Linked DNA regions of Homo sapiens: region 1 is linked to region 2. Evidence: read pairs that join two places in POLR2A ChIA-PET (ENCODE). Cell type or tissue: HepG2. All regions are shown on one strand. Links, peaks and the distances in the headings refer to the core of each region. The heading gives the core; the rest is flanking DNA.

Evidence for each region. Peaks named below come from ENCODE experiments on the same cell type or tissue, not always from the same donor. Only the 100,000 strongest peaks of a DNase experiment are listed, where the experiment ranks them.
Region 1: POLR2A ChIA-PET joins it to region 2 with 13 read pairs; 2 of 35 experiments call an interaction of 5 or more read pairs at or near these places.

The regions. Positions count from the first base shown.
Region 1 is chr20:50,031,605-50,036,974 of GRCh38, forward strand. No RefSeq gene overlaps it. Among named protein-coding and RNA genes, the nearest start is that of SCREEM1, 3.8 kb to the left of the region's middle. In HepG2, for the core only: no CTCF peak of the experiment used is centred there; a DNase peak (open chromatin) is centred at 2,557; H3K4me3 peaks cover 487 bases.
Region 2 is chr20:50,129,711-50,135,080 of GRCh38, forward strand. PEDS1-UBE2V1 (PEDS1-UBE2V1 readthrough) reads right to left here. Exons shown (of 8, transcript NM_199203.3): 3 at 1,146-1,237. It overlaps PEDS1 (plasmanylethanolamine desaturase 1), which reads right to left. Exons shown (of 6, transcript NM_199129.4): 3 at 1,146-1,237. Among named protein-coding and RNA genes, the nearest start is that of UBE2V1, 19 kb to the left of the region's middle. In HepG2, for the core only: a CTCF peak has its summit at 4,346; no DNase peak of the experiment used is centred there.

The DNA of each region.
Region 1 (5,370 bases), core at 201-5,200, 98 kb before region 2:
CGTGTGGTGTTGTGCATCCCTGTGTGTCTGTGTGCGCCCATCCATGCACCTGCATTATGTGTCTCTGATTCAGGCAGTTAGTGCTTCTGTATTTGTAGGTGCCTGTGGGTATCTGCAGTGTATTGTGGGTGTGTGTTGTGTGTCTGGAATTTGGTGTGACTGTATAGGAGCAGGTCTGTGTGTGTCACGTCTTTTTTTGGCAGGTGCCTGGACGTGTGTGTGGAGTGTTGTTTGTCTGCCATGTATTTTGTGCATGTGTGGGGGTGTGTGTGTGCATTAGTCTATGTTCCTGTGATTGTGGCATGGTGACAAGTTTTGGGGTTCCTGGGGGTGCAAAGGCATGGGAAGGAGCCTTCCTGCAGACCCACCCCAGGCCAGCAGCAGCCCCTCCCCATGGCAGCAGATACACACTCACTCTGATGCCCCGGGAGGAGGCTGGGCAAGCAGCCCCAGAGCAGCAGGCAGCATCAGGTGGAGAATGAGGGTGGGAGCTCAGTTCAGCCACCTTTTCTAGGCATTTCAGGGCCTGTCAGAAGCTCCCATGGAAGATGTGGAGGTTGGGGAGCAGTAGACATTCACAGGCCTGGGAATGGGGGTGCTTGAGTATCTGGGGCACCCACGGGAAACTCTGGCCTCCTTGGGCTTAATGGGTGGAGCCGGGTTTTTGCACACACGTGGTGGGGGCGACTACATGTACTGAGCTCATGCCAGAGTATGAGAGGAGACAGTGCCCGACGTATGCACAGATGAACACATGTATGGAAGGATAAGTATGTGTTCAAGGGTGGACACATGTGAACACAGACACTTGTATGTAGGGACAAACATTTGCGTGCAGGGACAGACACACACATCCAAATAGACACACAGGTGCAGGAGCAGACACTTATGTACACAAATGGATGTGAGTGTACATGGATAGACACACATGATTGTCCTTTGTGGGCCCCAGAACCTCTCCTGCACACACTTGCACACACATGCACACTGACTCACATGCACTCACGTGTGTGCAGGGCCTGGTCTACCATGCACACCATGCATATAGGGTCCCTATGCATACAGAAAATCCCCAAATGGGCCTGGCATGGTGGCTCATGCCTGTAATCCCAGTGCTTTGGGAGGCCAAGGCGGGTGGATCACCTGAGGTCAGGAGTTGGAGACCAGCCTTGCCAATGTGGTGAAAACTCATCTCTACTAAAAATACAAAAATTAAGCTAGGTGTGGTGGCAGGTGCCTGTAATCCCAGCTACTCCGGAGGCTGAGGCAGGAGAATTGCTTGAACCCGAGAGGTGGAGATTGCAGTGAGCCGAGATGACGCCATTGCACTCCAGCCTTGGTGACGGAGCAAGACTCTGTCTCTCCCCCAAAAAAAGAAAGTCCCCAAATGTAATGTGTGCCTCTCATCCTCAGTATCAGGAGAGTGCTGAGAGCACACACGGCTGACATTCTCTGTGTGGGGAGCCAGCACATGGCCCTGGGAGCCAGGCCTGGCTGCCTTTTGGCCTTTGTGATCGGGTCCTGTACTGTGCGCTTTACTTTCTGTGCCTTGGTCTCCTCATTTCTTAGCGAGGACTGAAGCTGTTAACCCATGCCAAGTGCTTGGCTTTACATCAAATAGTAAAAGTTACTCTTACTCCTGTCTGGTGCCAGCCTAGGCTCATATTACAGACAAGAGGCCTGGGGCAGTGGCTCATGCCTATAATCCCAGCACTTTGGGAGGCCAAAGCGAGAGGGTCACTTGAGCCCAGGAGTTCAAAACTAGCCTGGGCAACATAGCAAGACCCCATTTCTACAAAAAATTTTTTAAAAAAATTAGCCGGGCATGGTGGTGTGTGCCTGTAGTCTCAGCTATTCGGGAGGCTGAGGTGGGAGTATCACTTGAGCCTGGGAGGTTGAGGCTGTAATGAGCTATGGTCATGCCACTGCACTCCGGTCTGGGCAACAGAGGGAGATCCTGTTTCAAAACAAACAAACAAACAAAACTGGGCCCAGAAAGAGTAAGGTCCTTGCCTGGGACCGCACAGCCAGAAAATGGCAGATTCAAGATTCAAGTACCCTGAAAGTCTTCTGTGCCCAGAAATACACACACAGGGCCCACACATCCACTTGGAAGGATACCCAGGACTGTGCATGCACTTACAGCCAGGACCGTGGCCACAGAAAGGCCCTGGGGTCAGCAGAGGCTGGAATGGTCAGTGGGAATGTTCCCTCCCAGCCAGGGCTTGCAAATTCCAGAACCTCCAGTGATAGCTTTCGGGAGCCTAGATTCTTCCTACTCTAACCTCTGCCTAAAATTCCATTTCTTCTTCTTTTCCTTGCTTTAAGCAAGGGTCAGATGATTCCAATGCCTGCAGATGCTAGGCAGGTACTTAAATAAGTTAAGGGTGAAGCAATAGGGGTTGGTGGAGACTGTGATGGGTGTGATTCATTGCCACGTAGGAAAGCCGGCCCGCTGCTGTGGGAAAACGGGAAGTCAGAATTGTAATAGAATTTTTTTTTTTAAAGTGACTGAGTCTTGCTCTGTCACCAGGCTGGAGTACAGTAGTGAGATCATAGTCCACTGCAGGCTGGAATTCCTGGGCTCAAAGGATCCTCCCCTCTCAGCCTCCTGAGTAGCTGAGTAGGTGCAAGCCACCACGCCCAGCTAATTTTTGCATTTTTAGTAGAGACAGGGTTTCACCATGTTGGCCAGGCTGATCTCCAACTCCTGGCCTCAAGTGATCTGCCCACCTCAGCCTCCCAAAGTGCTGGGATTACAGAAGTGAGCCACTGTGTCCGGCCCACACCTGGCTATTAAATTTTTTTTTTTTTTTTTTTTTTTTTTAGAGCCAGAGTCTCTCCATGTTGCCCTGGCTGGTTTTGAACTCCTGCGCTCAAGCGATCCTCCTGCCTCAGCCTCCCACAGTGCTGGGATTATAGGTGTGAGCCCCTGCTCCCAGGCTGATTTTGTGGGCAAGAAATTCCAGTTGTTTCTAACTCTGTGGGGGTCAAACAAGTCTCCTCTGTCCCTCTGTGGGTCTGGTTGGTCCGAGCACCCCCCGTTTGTAGTCTCTGCCTGTTCACTGAGGCCAGAGGCTGGGTGCTTGCTGTGTGCCCTAGGGAAGGGCCTGGGCTTCTCTGTGTTCAATTTCCTCATGGCCAGACCCTGGGGAGGACACACATGGTAGAGAGCTGAGACTCTCCAGGGGAGAGCCAGACCTGGACAGCAGAGGAAGGACCGTCATGCCTGAAAAAGTCATTTCTCTCCTCATCCCTACTCTGCCCGTCTCCTGCTATCCGCAGGGAACTTAATGGAGAAAACACCCTGCCAGTGCCTGTTTTCCTTTCCATCCTGCGGTGGGTGCCAGCTCCAGATGAGTGACTCAGGGCTTCCCATGGCAGCAGATAAACACTCGCTCTGATGCCCCGGGAGGAGGCCGGGCAAGCAGCCCCAGAGCAGCAGGCAGCATCAGGTGGAGAATGAGGGTGGGGGCTCAGCTCAGCCACCTTTTCTAGGCCTTTCAGGGCCTGTCAGAAGCTCCCATGGAAGATGTGGAGGTTGGGGAGCAGTAGACATTCACAGGCCTGGGAATGGGGGTGCTTGAGTATCTGGGGCACCCACGGGAAACTCTGGCCTCCTTAGGCTTAATGGGTGGAGCCGGGTGGATAGAGGGGTAGGGTGTCAGAATTGGCTTAAGAATTTCAGAGTGGGCCGGGCATTGTGGCTCACGCCTGTAATCCCAGCACTTTGGGAGGCTGAGGCAGGTGGATCACGAGGCCAGGAGATCGAGACCATCCTGGCTAACACGGTGAAACCCCGTCTGTACTAAAAATACAAAAAATTAGCCAGGCATGCTGGCAAGCGCCTGTAGTCCCAGCTAATCGGGAGGCTGAGGCAGGAGAATGGCGTGAACCTGAGAGGCAGAGCTTGCAGTGAGCCGAGATCGCACCATTGTACTCCAGCCTGGGCAACAGAGCGAGACTCCGTCTCAGAAAAAAAAAAAAAAAAAATTTCAGAGTGAGGCAGGTCCCAGCAGGCCAGGGTCATTATGGCAGCCTTCCTGGAGGAGGGGGCTGAAAGTAGCTCTGTGGCTGCTAGCCTTGAAGTCAGGATACCTGGGCTCACACTAGATGGTTGGAAAGCATGAAGGCAGTGACTATGTCATCTCAGTCACTTGTGTCCTCAGCTCCCAGACCAGAGTCTGGTATACAGCAGGCACTCAATAAAGATCTATAGGCCAGGCATGGTGGCTCACGCCTATATTCCCAGCACTTTGGGAGGCCAAGGCAGGAGGATTGCTTGCTGCCAGGAGTTTGAGACCAAGCCCAGGCAACATAGCCTGTCTCTCCAGAATAAAAAACAAACAAAAACATTTAGCCGGGTGTGGTGGCACTCACCCATAGTGCCAGCTCCTCAGAAGGCTGATGGGGAAGGATCCCTTGAGTTCAAGGCTGCAGTAAGCTATGATGGCACCACTGCACTCCAGCCTGGGTGAGAGAGTGAGACTCTGCCTCTAAAAAAGTAATAATTAAAAAAATATTTGTAGGCCAGGCGTGGTGGCTTATGCCTGTAATCCCAGCACTTTAGGAAGCCGAGGCGGTTGGATTACTTGAGGTCAGGAGTTCGAGACCACCCTGGCAAGCATGGTGAAACCCCATCTCTACTAAAAATACAAAAATTAACCAGGCGTGGTGGTGGGCACCTGTAGTCCCAGCTACTCAGGAGGCTGAGATATGAGAATCGCTTGAACCCAGGAGGACCTTGTCTCAAAAACAAACAAAAAAAAGATTTGTAAAATGAGATGACAGAAAATAATAGCTTTAGGGAACACTCACCCTGGGCTAAGAACCGTGAACAACCCTATGAGGTAGGTGTTATTATTATCTTCTATTTTATACATGAGGAAACTGAGGCACAGAGAGGTTAAGTAATATGCCCAAGGTCATACAGCTAGCAAGTGACAACCAGGGTTCAAACCCAGGCCTGTCTGCAAAGCCCAGGGCATATCACTTCCTGAATGGTTCGATGTCTGTCACTCCCACGGGGCGGTGAGGGCCATAAACGCTGGGCTTATCTGTTTTGGTCCCTGCTCATCTATTTTGGCCTGGCATATAGTAGATGCTTAATAAATACTTGTTGAATAAATTACAAAAGTCCTTTGGGTCCTCAGACAAGTCACTTCTCTCCAAGCTTTGGTTTCCCCATCTATGCAATGGGCATACTCTAAGTACCAACCTCATTGTGTTGTTTTGACAAAGAAATGAAAGAGTGGAGGAGGATTGTGGCTCTGTAGGAAAAGTTCCAGAGTCAGCCAGACTGGGTTCAGGTCTACACTGCCTACCCTTCCAGCTGTGTGACCTTAGACAAGTTCCCCACCCTCTCTGAGC
Region 2 (5,370 bases), core at 231-5,230:
GCCCCAGCAGTCAGCCTAAGGTGGTCAGCTGCTCTCCACAGCCCCCTAAACACATTCACCCTGGGCTCACCTCCCGCCTTTGATCCTAAGTTTCCTCCACCCGGGATGCTTGAACATTCCCACCTGGCCCACTGCCAGACACAGACCCCATCCAGCCTTTGGGGAGATGAGCCGAAATGACCCTGGAAGGGCTTTGGGTTGGCACTGTCTGCCTCTGGGCCTCAGTCTCCCTACCTGTGCTGTAAGGGGGCTTGGAGACAACCTCCGCCCTTCCTCCCCACCCCAAGGCAGTTGAGGAGGTCCCTCTAAGTAAAAGGTGGGACCCTCTGGACCCCCTGCACCTGCTGGGGTAACAGCCTCCCCTCCTTAGTCCAGGCTCTTCTGACAAGGCTGACCTCGCCCCGGGCTGAGAAAGAACACGTGACCAGGCCTGGCCAATCATAGCATCTCCTCCCTCTAGCCAGTGACTGCCTGAGGGCCCAGCACGTGACCCAATCTGGGCCAATGGGAGTGAGCCGTGGGACTTCAGTTGGCGGAAACTACAGGGAAGGAGAAATGCTGTTCTCCTGGAAGGAGAAGGACAGTTCTCTTTTCTTGGGAGCTGGAAGGATGGATCTCTGGGCGGTGAGAAAGCACACTGGCCACCTTATGAGGGGAAAGTAGAGATAGAGATGGAAGAAGACTGGGCCTGAAGAATGTGGTCTGTCGGTCCTACTGGATGCAGCCATTCCTTAATTTGGCTCTAACCCTGAAATCTTCAGTTACATGAATCAGTACCCTTGTTTGCCTAAGCCAGTTTAGATTTTCTGTCAAAACCAAAAAAGTGACTAATACAGGATAAAATGCAGTTAAAACAGCAAGAAGCAGCAGGGGAGACAATGGAAAAGCAAGACACCCCCAAATTCAGGGGTTCTGATGAGGCAGGCACATATCTAAACTCTTGGACCATCCCAAGCCTGATGCTTTTGCTTCCAAAATCCCAAGGGACTCCTGTTCTAGTCTTGCAGCACAGGGGTGAGGGACAGGCTGCAATGATGGTTCCCATCTTTCAGATAGGGAAACAGTCTTAGAGAAGAAAGGGGACTCACTCAAGGCCATACAGCCCAACCTCCTTCTTGAGGACATGGTTAGGTCAACATACTCACCTTCCCCACAATGGGCAGCTCCACAGAGCCCCATGTGTCAGCACCCCAGTGTACCAGGCCAGACAAGAAGTCAGCAATGAGAGCCCCTGCAACTGTGGACAAGAGGGTGAGTGAAGGGACATCCCTGCACCCCCCCAATCAGAATCACTCATTCATTTACTCACTTGCCCGCTCATTCATTTGTTAGGAGGGGAAGGTGTCCCTTCTTCTCTAGTTGGGATGTTTTCTTCCCTGAAGATGGAGCCTCAGGCTTAACACTCCTCCTGCCTGTTACTTGCTGTGCTCGGGGAGATGCCAAGACTCATGTGCTTGGAGAGTCTGGAGAGCATAAACTGGGCATGCTCAGATCAGCTCAACCTTTCCCTATTAGGAGCAGGCTGTGCCCTTCTCTCTGCCCCATATAAGGAAAGCCTGCTCTGCACCAGTGCTGCCTGGAACTGCAGCAATGTCCTTCTGGGTTTGGTGTTAGAAAGAAAGTACCTCGGCCAGGTGCGGTGGCTCATGCTTTGTAATCCCAGCACTTTGGGAGGCTGAGGCAGGCGGATCACTTGAGGTCAGGAGTTCGAGAATAGCCTGACCAATATGGTGAAACCCCGTCTCTACTAAAATCACAAAAATTAGCCAGGTGTGGTGGCATGCGCCTGTAGTCTCAACTACTCGGGAAGCTGAGGCAGGAGAATCACTTGAACTCGGGAGGCGGAGGTTGCAGTGAGCTGAGATCACACCACTGCACTCCAGCGTGGGTGACAGAGTGAGACTCCGTCTCAAAAAAAAAAAAAGAAAGTACCTTACCTGCAGATAGAAGCCTCGCTGCTCCACCCCCACCCCTCCAGCTTTTATCAGCAATAAACATGATCATTTGGTCTCCAGCAGCCTTTTCCTTGTTTCTGTTCTCAATCTGTTCGGAACTTGAGCAGGGTTCCCTCAGACTCCAACACCATTCACTCACTTGAGGGTTCAGTAGATTTGGACTCAAATTCCAGTGCTGGCACTCACTAGCTGTGACGCTGCACATGTTATTTAGCCTCTCTGTGCCCAGTTTCCTCTTGTAAAATGGGAATGATGCGACTGGGCGCCGTGGCTCACACCTGTAATCCCAGCACTTTGGGAGGCCGAGGTGGGCGGATCACCTGAGGTCAGGAGTTCGAGACTAGCCTGGCCAACATGGTGAAACCCCATCTGTACTAAAAATACAAAAATTAGCCGGGTGTGGTGGCACACACCTATAATCCCAGCTACTCAGGAGGCTGAAGCAGGAGAATGGCTTGAGCCCGGGAGATGGTGGTTGCAGTGAGTCGAGATCATGCACTGCACTCCTGCCTGGCCAACAGAGTGAGACTCTGTCTTGAAAAAATAAATAAATAAAAGGGAATGATGCTAACATTTACGAGCACTTTCTCAATGCCAAGCACAAATGCTTTACAGGCTAGATCTTGATGAATTCTCACCATTTGTTTTAAGTTGGTAGCTTTTTTATTCCCACTTTATAGAGGTGGAAACTGAGGCTTCCACCCCTGCTGCCTCCCATCACTCTCCTCTTTCGCTGCAGCCCAGGCCTACTTTATCTCCTTTCCCTTGCATGCCTCTGGGTCTTTGCATTTGCTGTTCCCTCTGCCTGGAACATTCTTTCCTAAGATGCAACACAGCTCACTCCCTCACCTCTTCAGATGTTTACTCAAATGTCCTCCCTGGACACCTGATGGAAAATTGCAACCACCTCATCTTCCAGCATTTCCGATCTCCTATGTATATTGTTCTCCAAGCACTCGGCACCTCTGACTGCTCTTGTGCTGGTTTATTTTCTCCCCCAACAAGGAGGTTGGCTCCACCATGGCCAGGGCTTTAGTCTGGCTTGTGGCTGCATCCCAGCTCTTGGCACCTATTCAGAACTCAGTAGAGCACTACTAAGTGCAGTGTTTGGCACATAGTAAGCCCTCAGGCCATATTACTGTTGCTGTCATTGAGTCAATCAACTAAGCCACACTCCACAAAGGCCTCCTGTGTGATAAGCTCTAGGGACAGAAACATGTCAGACACTGAACACATGTCTATGGGGAAACGCTGTAAAGTCCAGCAGAGGACAAAGGCAGCTGTGAGTGATGACACGTGTGGCCCCCTGGCTCATGGGGCTTCAGACAAACCCCTTCCCAGACTCGGTTTGTCTGTGTCAACTGGTTGTCCAAGATTCTGAGTTCTGCTGGTGCCCTCAACCCCTTGGTGACAGGGGACCAGGGTCTTGGGGGTACTGTGGAGACTGCAGAAAAGCCCCTGGATGCCTCCTGGGTGAGTGAGACTTGTGGTTGAAGGGACAAAAGTAAGCACGCAAGTCACTGTGAATGTGCAATCCTGACGTCCAGGCCTGGGGTGAGGGGCAGCCACTGGATGCCGACTTTCCAGAGGCCCTGTGGTATCCATCACAGGTGCCAAGCACGGGAGGGGTGGTGGGGGTGGGGGCAGCACAGCTTCATGCAGGCACCTGCAAGTTCCTGGGGATAAGGGCGGAAGGGCAGGTGGGGACAGGTGGCAGCTACACCTCCTGGCACACAGACGCCTAAGGACAGGCTGAAGGGTGTCACTGCACAGTGGCTGGGCTGAGGTAAAGGGGTTGGGACTCAGCAAGGCCCCAGAGCCTGTGCACCCAGTGGCCCTGCTCTGGTCTGGGCAGTCTTGCCCATTTGTGATGGGGAGGGTGGACCCAGGCCAGGGGCAGGGGCGGGGATGTAGAAGGCGAGGGAGGTGGAAGCCCCAGAAGGGCTTCTGGATTTTCTGTTCCTCTACACAGCACCCCACCCCCACTCCAGATCCCCTGTGCTGGCTCCTCCTCGGCCTTCTTGCTCAGAGCGAAGGTCAGCCAACCCTTCTGGCTAAAGCCATCCTTCCGGGCAGTTGCTCTCGCTCACATCTCCCTGCTTCATTTCTTTCATGGCACTTGTCATCCCCTGAGATGGCCTCATTTGTCATCCCTTCTTGGATGAAGAAAGAGGCCTGGAGAAGTTGAACCACTGCCTCCCAGTCAAGTGGCCTGGAAATGGCAGCTGTGGGATGGGAAGAGGCCTGTCGACCTGCCTCCAAAACCAGCACCCTTTTGTGTCCTTAAACTGCACTGCAGCAGGTCCATGGCATTATTAGAGCTCCTACTGCATACTTTGGGATGCTGTGTATGCACTGCCTCTGTCTACCAGCAGGGACAAAAGGCCATGTGGCCAAGAGCTATGACAGAACTAGATCAAGTGTTGGGGGCCTCAGCTCTTGCTACCATATTGCTGTGTGACACTGTGCCTACTCTAGGCCTCAGCATCTTTACTTGCTTAATGAGGTCAACTGAGGTATCTCGAGGTCCTGTCCCCATAGCTCGGACTAATGACATCTCTAAATGCTGCCTTCAGGCTGGGCTGGAGCACAGTGCAGAGCTGCAGAGCTGGCACCATTGCACTCCTCCCAGCACTTTGGGATGCCAAGGTGGGCAGATCACCTGAGGTCAGGAGTTTAAGACTAGCCTGGCCAACATGGTGAAACCTTGTCTCTACAAAAAACACAAAAAATTAGCCAGGGATGGTGGTGGGCACCTGTAATCCCAGCTACTCAGGAGGCTGAGGCAGGAGAATGGCTTGAACCTGGGAGGCGGAGGTTGCGGTGAGCCGAGATTTCGCCATTGCACTCCAGGCTAGGCAACAAGAGCAAAACTCTGTCTCAAAAATAAATGAATGAATGAATGCTGCCTTCATGAAAGAAATAGCTACAGAGGAGAAGTGGCTGGATGTCATAAGGGTGGGGCCTCGCAAGGGATTCAGAGTCCAGGTTCCTTGTTCCCCGAGTTCTGGGCTCCTGATGAGATGGGGACAAGCCCCTTCCCCTCTCTAAACCTTGGCTCATTTTATGTTATAATTGAATATAACCTACAAACAGTAAAGGCCATAGGCCTTACACAGCTCACAGCCTTTTTATGCGTAGACACACCTGTCTGACCAACCCCCAGGTTAAGATAGAGATTCTATACCTACACAGAATATAAGAGGTTGGCAAACTTTCTTTAAAGGGTCAGGCAGGCCGGGCACGGTGGCTCACACCTGTAATCCCAGCACTTTGGGAGGCTGAGGCAGGCGGACCACTGGAGGTCAGGAGTTTGATACCAGTCTGGCCAACATGGTGAAACCCCGTCTTTACTAAAAACACAAAAAAATCAGCTGGGTGTGGTGGTGCGGACCTGTAGTCCCAGCTACTCAGG